Regions from separate parts of the Homo sapiens genome. Here region 1 is linked to region 2. A link is an interaction called in ENCODE POLR2A ChIA-PET data of the cell type or tissue named here. Cell type or tissue: B cell. All regions are shown on one strand. Links, peaks and the distances in the headings refer to the core of each region. The heading gives the core; the rest is flanking DNA.

The links. Peaks named below come from ENCODE experiments on the same cell type or tissue, not always from the same donor. Only the 100,000 strongest peaks of a DNase experiment are listed, where the experiment ranks them.
Region 1: POLR2A ChIA-PET joins it to region 2 with 16 read pairs; 2 of 35 experiments call an interaction of 5 or more read pairs at or near these places.

Annotation. Positions count from the first base shown.
Region 1 is chr16:3,092,309-3,097,756 of GRCh38, reverse strand. It overlaps ZSCAN10 (zinc finger and SCAN domain containing 10), which reads left to right. Exons shown (of 6, transcript NM_032805.3): 2 at 4,753-5,215; 3 at 5,441-5,448. The coding sequence starts at 4,820. Among named protein-coding and RNA genes, the nearest start is that of ZSCAN10, 4.3 kb to the left of the region's middle. RefSeq lists silencers at 3,016-3,085, 4,577-4,770 and an enhancer at 4,456-5,043. In B cell, for the core only: a CTCF peak has its summit at 1,723 (motif pointing left); a DNase peak (open chromatin) is centred at 1,666.
Region 2 is chr16:3,317,844-3,320,343 of GRCh38, reverse strand. ZNF75A (zinc finger protein 75A) reads right to left here. Exons shown (of 7, transcript NM_001302109.2): 7 at 1,493-2,500. The coding sequence ends at 2,475. Among named protein-coding and RNA genes, the nearest start is that of ZNF75A, 14 kb to the right of the region's middle. In B cell, for the core only: no CTCF peak of the experiment used is centred there; no DNase peak of the experiment used is centred there; H3K4me3 peaks cover 633 bases.

The DNA.
Region 1 (5,448 bases), core at 223-2,722, 220 kb after region 2:
ATGAACACTCATTGAACTAGACACAGCTCCTACTCCCAGGCCAGGCAGAGAAATACGCTCATCTGTGATTGAGGCACTCCATCGCCCTAGTGGGGAGAGATGGGGTGGGAGGATGGGGGCTGCCTGGAGTGGATGCCAGAGGGCAGGAAAGCGTAGTTCCGGCTCGGGGGTGGTTACACTCTCACACATGCAGGGGTTGAAATCTGGATTTCTCACTTTGTCTTCGCTTATCTGGCCCCACCCTGTCCCCATCCACCTCCCAAACTGGGAGCTTGAGGGTTAACGCTAGGAAGCCCCTCAACACCTGGATGGGATGGGACTGGGGCAGGGAACTTCCCGTTCCATTTTGTCAGAGTCCTTCCCCAGGTGGCTGAGGTTGGGAGATGCAGGGGAGCCGGGGTAGGGGTGAGGGGCTTGGAAGATACTGTGTGTTGCAGGGAGGTTGGGAGAGATGGGTCATGTTCTAGAATCACCTCCCCTCCTTCTCAGCGGCTAAGCTTAAAATCCCCCATTCTGTACCACAACACCACCCCACCTGAGGAGGTTCAGGGAACCCTCAGGCTCATATTAAGGGGGTACAGCAAACTGTCCAAGGCTCTCAACTAGGCCATCGTTACCAGGGAGAGGCTGCCCAAGGCTGAGTTACTTTTTTTTTTTTTTGAGACAGATTCTCATTCTGTTGCCCAAGCTGGAGTGTAGTGATGCAATCTCAGCTCACTGCAACCTCTGCCTCCTGGGTTCAAGAGATTCTCCTGCCTCAGTCTCCCGAACAGCTGGGACCACAGATGCATGCCACCATGCCCGGATAATTTTTTTTTTTTTTTTTTTGAGGCAGAGTCTAATTCTGTCGCCCAGGCTGGAGTGCAGTGGCACGATCTCGTCTCACTGCAACCTCCGCCTCCCAGGTTCAAGCAATTCTCCTCTCTCAGCCTCCTGAGTAGCTGGGACTACAGGCGCATGCCATCACGTCCGGCTAATTTTTGTAATTTTAGTAGAGACAAGGGTTTCACCATATTGATCAGGCTGGTCTCGAACTCCTGACCTCAGGTGATCCATCCACCTCGGCCACCCACACTGCTGGGATTACAGGCCTGAGCCACTGCACTCGGCCACTGGGTTACCTTTTTGCTGAGCCTTAGTGTCCTCGGCTGTAGAATGGGTCAGTGATGGGCCCAACAGAACTGTGAGTCACTGTTTGCTGCGGTGCTTGGTGTTGTAATCAGCAGCAATGAGAACAGTAATAGCTCGTGCTCATGGATGCCTACTGTGTGCCAGCCACTGCATGCTGGACAGTGCCCTGTGCCATTCAGGTGAGTGGAGTGGTGCTTCAGGCTTTCTTCACATCCCCCTACCTGGGGTGCCAACTGGGAGTGGAGGGTGGGAGGCTCTAGGAGAGGTTCACTTGTAGCCCTGAGGCTAGAGAACAGGAAGGGCAGAAAGCAGAGGGCAGGAGCCTGGATTTCCATGTCTATAAAATGACCCCTGCCTGAAATAAAATGTAAAAGAGACTCAAACAAAAATATGAGCCTGCTCTGCTCTGCTCAGAAAAGCTTAAATCATCCAGCCTCAATTAGTTGAGCAGGGCTGAACTGAGTCCCCTGTGGGTGGGGCCGAAATTTCGGAGGTTCCCCATGGGTAGTACTGGGCTACCAGACCAGGAAGGGGAAGCCCCACAGCCCTAGATTGGGAGGAGGTTGGGGGAGGATGTCAGTGCCTCCTGGTGGCTATAGATGACTTATTTTATATTTTTTATTTTTTGAGACGGGCTGGCACTGTCGCCTAGGCTGGAGTGCAATGTTGCAGTCACAGCTCACTGCACTGCAGCCTCAACCTCCTGGGATCAAGCAATCTTCCCACCTCAGCCTCCCAGGTAGCTAGGACCACAGGTATACACAACCATGACTGGCTAAATTTTTTTTTTTTTTTTTTGAGATGGAGTCTGGCTCTGTCGCCCAGGCTGGAGTGCAGTGGCGCGATCTTGGCTCATTGCAAGCTCTACCTCCCTGTTTCACGCCATTCTCCTGCCTCAGCCTCCTGAGTAGCTGGGACCACAGGCACCCGCCACTGCGCCCGACTGATTTTTTTTATTTTTATTAGAGACGGGGTTTCACCGTGTTAACCAGGATGGTCTCGATCTCCTGACCTGGTGATCCACCCTCGGCCTCCCAAAGTGCTGGGATTACAGGCGTCAGCCACTCAGTGCCCCCAGCAACTGGCTAAATTTTTAATTTTTTTTTTTTTTGAGACGGAGTCTCGCTGTCGCCCAGGCTGGAGTGCAGTGGCATGATCTCGGCTCACTGCAAGCTCCGCCTCCGGGGTTCACGCCACTCTCCTGCCTCAGCCTCCCGAGTAGCTGGGACTACAGGTGCCCGCCACCACCCGTGGCTAATTTTTTGTATTTTTAGTAGAGACGGGGTTTCACCATGTTAGACAGGATGGTCTCGATCTCCTGACCTTGTGATCTGCCTGCGTCAGCCTCCCAAAGTGCTGGGATTACAGGTGTGAGCCACCACACCCTGCCCTACATTTTTAATTTTTTTAGAGACGGGGGTCGTGCCATGTTGCCCAGGGCTGGTCTTGAACTCCTGAGGCTCAAGTGATCCTCCTGCCTCAGCCTCCCAAAGTGCTGGGATAACAGGCGTGAGCCAGCCCCGCTAACCTTTCATTTTGAAAATTCGAAAACATCCAGAGAACTTGAAAGAGCAGTGAAATGAACATTCATATATGTATCTCATATATCAGGCCCCTTCTCCAAACTCTTCAGCGTCTTCTAAGAACTCAGCCATTTCCTATATATTACAAGACTAGACTTTCATCTCAGAAATGGGTAGTCATACTGTTATCATCTAGTATCCCCACCATACTCACCATTTTCCGACTGGCCCCAGGATGTCTTTTAAAGCCTTTAAGAAAAATGAATGAGGATCCAATCTAGGTTCACCCACTTAGTTGTGAGGACTCTTTGGGCTCCTGTCCACCAGCGCCTCCTACAGGCACTTACTTTTTATGACACTGAGTAACTCAGGCCAATTTCTTTGAGAGATGGTCTGACTTGTTCCATATTCCCTGCAAGGCCCTAAACATTGGAAGTTGGATCTAAAGGCCACCATTAGGTCGGGCGGGGTGGTTCATGCCTGTAATCCCAGTACTTTGGGAGACCGAAGCGGGCGGATCACCTGAGGTTAAGAGTTTGAGAGCAGCCTGGCCAACATGGTGAAACCCCATCTCTACTAAAAATACAAAATTAGCGGCATGCGGTGGCGCGTGCTTGTAATCCCAGCTACTCACGAAGCTGACGGACGAGAATCACCGGAACCCGCGAGGCGGAGGTTGCGGTGAGCCGAGATCTTGCCATTGCACTCCATCCTGGGCAACAAGAGTGAAACTCCATCTCAAATAAATAAATAAATAAAGGCTGGTTGGATTGAGATTAGGTATTTTTGGGCTAGGCACAGTGGCTCACGCCTGTAATTCCAGCACTTTGAGAGGCTGAGGCAGGTGGATCACTTGAGCCCAGGAGTTTGAGACCAGCCTGGGCAACATAATGAGAACTCGTGTCTACAAAAAATAAATAAAATTAACCCAGCATGGTGATATGCACCTGTAGTCCCAGCTACTCGGGAGGCTGACGCGGGAGGATCACTTGAGCCCAGCAGATCAAGGCTGCAGTGAGCCGTGATTGCGCCACTGCACTGCAGCCTGCGTGACAGAGTGAGACCCTGTCTCAAAAAAATAAATAAATTACTTAATTAAATTAAAAATTTAAAAAACAGGCTTGGTGCAGTGGTTCACGCCTTAATCTCAGCAATTTGGGAGACTGAGGTGGGCTGATCACTTGAGGTCAGGAGTTCAAGACCAGCCCAGCCAACATGGTGAAACTCTTGTGTCTACTAAAAATGCAAAAATTAGCTGGGCGTGCTGCCACAGGCCTGTAATCCCAGCTACTGTAAACCCAGGCTGAGGAATGAGAATCGCTTGAACCTGGGAGGTGGAGGCTGCAGAGAGCTGAGATCATGCCACTGCACTCCAGTCTGGGTGATATAGCAAGACTCCATCTCAAAAAAAAAAAGAAAAAAAAAAGCTTTAAAAAACAAACTTTTTTGGCCAGGATCCATCTTGATGGTGCCATGTGCTCCCAGTGGCTACATCAGGAAGAAGGGAAGGGCAGGGTGTTTCTCTTTCAGGGATGGTCACTTTAATCACTTGGGAAAAGTGATGCAAATTTCTTTTTTTTTTTTTTTTGATCTGAGTCTCGCTCTGTCACCCAGGCTGGAGTGCAGTGGCGCGATCTCGGCTCACTGTAAGCTCCGCCTCCCAGGTTCACACCATTCTCATGCCTCAGCCTCCCCAGCAGCTGGGACTAAATTAGCCTGGCTAATTGTTTTGTATTTTTAGTAGAGACGGGATTTCACCGCGTTAGCCAGGATGGTCTCGATATCCTGACCTCGTGATCCACCCGCCTCGGCCTCCCAAAGTGCTCGGATTACAGGTGTGAGCCACTGTGCCCGGCCAAGTGATGTAAATCTCTAAATGCTTTAAGGAGGGATGATAATACAGAACTGTCAGTTTTCTCTGGCCTTTGCTTTGTTGGTAACCCTGAGACCGGGGGCTGTCCTGCCCTCGTGAGCCATTACCCAGTGAGAAAAGCGATTCCTCTGGGTCTGCGTATTGGGTGTCTTTTAACATGGATGACCCAGGTATGGGGCCAGCTTCCTCGCAGCAGATCCTAACCCAGGGTGTTCACCTTCGCAGGTGTGGGAGGAGAGGAGAGAGACCCAAGAGCGGGGCTGGCGTTAGGGAGGCATCCCCGCAGTGAAGGATGCTTGGAGAATCAGTCCCAGCTGCCGTGGAGCAGGAGCAGCTGGGGGAAGTCAAGCTGGAGGAGGAGGAGGCTGTCAGCCCAGAGGACCCCAGGCGACCAGAGTCCAGGCTGAGGCCCGAGGTGGCTCACCAGCTGTTCAGATGCTTCCAGTATCAGGAGGACATGGGGCCACGGGCGTCCCTGAGCCGGCTCCGGGAGCTCTGCGGCCACTGGCTGCGGCCGGCTCTGCACACCAAGAAACAGATCCTGGAGCTGCTGGTGCTGGAGCAGTTCCTGAGTGTGCTGCCTCCGCACCTCCTGGGCCGCCTGCAGGGGCAGCCGCTCAGGGATGGGGAGGAGGTGGTGCTGCTGCTCGAGGGCATCCACCGGGAGCCCAGCCACGCGGGGCCGCTGGTGAGAGGGTGGGGCAGCGGGCTGAGCAGCATGCGGATGATGGGGACTTGATCCCCCCAGTGAGGAATCTCTGGAAACTTCACTTTCCCCCACCTGACCATTCCTTCTTCACCTCCTAACTCCTCCCCTGGCTGACTCTAACCTCGTTTCTGTCCCATGTCCCCTCGGAGTCAGGACACAGGTTGCCACCCCGGGAGTCACTTAACTTGAATGTGTTTTGAACAGGATTTTAG
Region 2 (2,500 bases), core at 1-2,500:
GGCCAGGTGCGGTGGCTCACGCCTGTAATCCCGGCACTTTGGGAGGCCGAGGCGGGTGGATCACGAGGTCAGGAGACCAAGACCATCCTGGCTAACAAGGTGAAACCCCATCTCTACTAAAAATACAAAAATTAGCCAGGCGTGGTGGCGGGTACCTGTAGTCCCAGCAACTTGGGAGGCTGAGGCAGGAGAATGGCATGAACCCAGGAGGCGGAGCTTGCAGTGAGCTGACATTGCGCCACTGCACTCCAGCCTGGGCAACAGAGCGAGACTCCGTCTCAAGAAAAAAAAAAAAGATAGGGCAGGTTATGCTACAGAAACACATAGCACCAATGTCTCAGTGATTTAACAGAACAAATGTTTATTTCTTGTTCTCACAAAGTTCACTATAGGTCTGGAGACTCTTGGGAATAGCCGCCCTCCATGCAGTGGCTCAGTGTTCTGGACTGCTTTGATTTCATGGCTGCTCTCTCTGTATGTGGTTCCATGATTAAGGCAGGAAAGGAGAGCACTGGCCTTGTACCAGCAAAAAAATAAAAAAAAAAATAAAAAAAAAAAAATGAAAAGCTTCAGCCAGAGGCTCACAATGCTCACAACTCATTGACCAAAACTATCTCATACCCGTCTTAGAGCAAGGAGCAGGAAAGCAAAACCATTCTTCTTACTGTTCACTGGAATACAAGTTCCATGAGGGGATGCAATTTTGTCTCTTGGCCACTCCTGTGTCCTCAGAGTATAGGACAGTGCCTGACACATCATAGGCCTTCATTAAATTGAACAGAATGAATGAATGTAGGGCCAGAAAGAAAGCCACACATGATCTGGGAGAAGAAACAGAATCCTGGAGGTCTTAAGTTAAGGTGGTGCTGGGTAAGAGCTATGTAGACCAGAGCTCCAGAGTTGGCTGTACTTAAGAAACAATTAGTATAGGCTGGGCACAGTGGCTCATGCATGTAATCCCAGCACTTTGGGAGGCCGAGGCGGGTGGATCACTTGAGGTCAGGAGTTCGAGACCAGCCTGCTCAACATGGTGAAACCCCGTCTCTACTAAAAATACAAAAAATTAGCCAGGCGTGGTGGTGGGTGCCTGTAATCCCAGCTACTCTGGAGGCTGAGGCAGAAGAATTGCTTGAATCTGGGAGGTGGAGGATGCAATGAGCTGAGATCACACCATTGCACTCCAGCCTGAGTGACAAGAGCGAAACTCTGTCTCAAAAAAAATAAAATAAGAGGTTTGGAAGAGGTCAGTTATTTAACCCCTTTCCTGATATACCTAAGAGCTCTAAAAGGAATGCACCTGAGTCACTGCTGTAGCTAAACAAGCAAGTTGTAAGAAAATCCATAGGCTATACAGACTTTTGGCAATCCATCAAATTTATCACCTGAGGCTGCTGTTAAATGCTGTGCTGGAAAGAACAAAGACAGGTAGAGCTTACAGGACAGGACAGAACAACATGGATGTAGATTTGCTCATCCTCGCCCAACACTTAGCACCAGTGCCCAAATCTTTTATTTAGGGAACCGTCTCCTGCTGACTACATGTCCAGGTCTCCATGCCAAATGAGCCACAGGATCCTGCCTGCAGCACACACACTCCAACTCCCATGGAAATTAAGTCTCTCATTCTTAACAACAAAGAAAAGCCAATTAAAAAGTAAACAAACAAAACTGAGAAGTTGATCTTAATTCCCACTAATTCTCTTTCAGGCCTTGGGCAAGTACTAATTTTTATAGCTGCTTTATCCTACTGACATTGCAAGGCAGGGATTAACAAGTCTAGTTTCTTTTATTGCAGAAAATTCTTTACATCTAATATATATTCCATGGCTACAAATTCCAACCCGTTTCCCCCATGATTCCATTAGAGATGTCTTCTATTTTCCAAACATCACCAATGAGAGGCATAAGACAGTGCATTAATAGTTCATCTGGAGATTCCCTAGTGGTGGTTAACAAGATTTCATCACAGTAAAAAACTGTGATAACAGGATCCAAGAGAAGTTGCCGAAAAGTTTAAGAAGGAACTCAAGTGATGTCCAACTTTGCAAACCGTGTCCAATGACAAAAGAAAGAAAATCCAATTTGGTTCCTGGAACACTTTACATTGTAATTCATTTCGGCCTCATGAGACTATGGAAATTGGTAAGCCTGCTACTGTGAAGAGAATGGTATGCAATTAAACATGCATGTTACTGCTTTTTGTTTTGGAAGACCATGCTGCCAATGTTTCTATTGGATGTGTTCAAAAATGACTGGAGAGATCAATACAAAGCCAACAATGTTTACTTCTGTGACCACAGAAGACTACTGAGTGGCTGCAGAGCAAGTCTTGATTATTTTCTGTGAAATGTATGTTTATCCCATTTTCTGATGTAAAATTTTTCAAGGTTTGTGATTTTTCTTTTACATAAATTTTAGTGCCAAGCTCCATTTGGTGAATGTCTTCAGAATGAGGACACTGGACAAGCTTCTCTTCACAGGTGGAGTTTCTGGTGTCTAA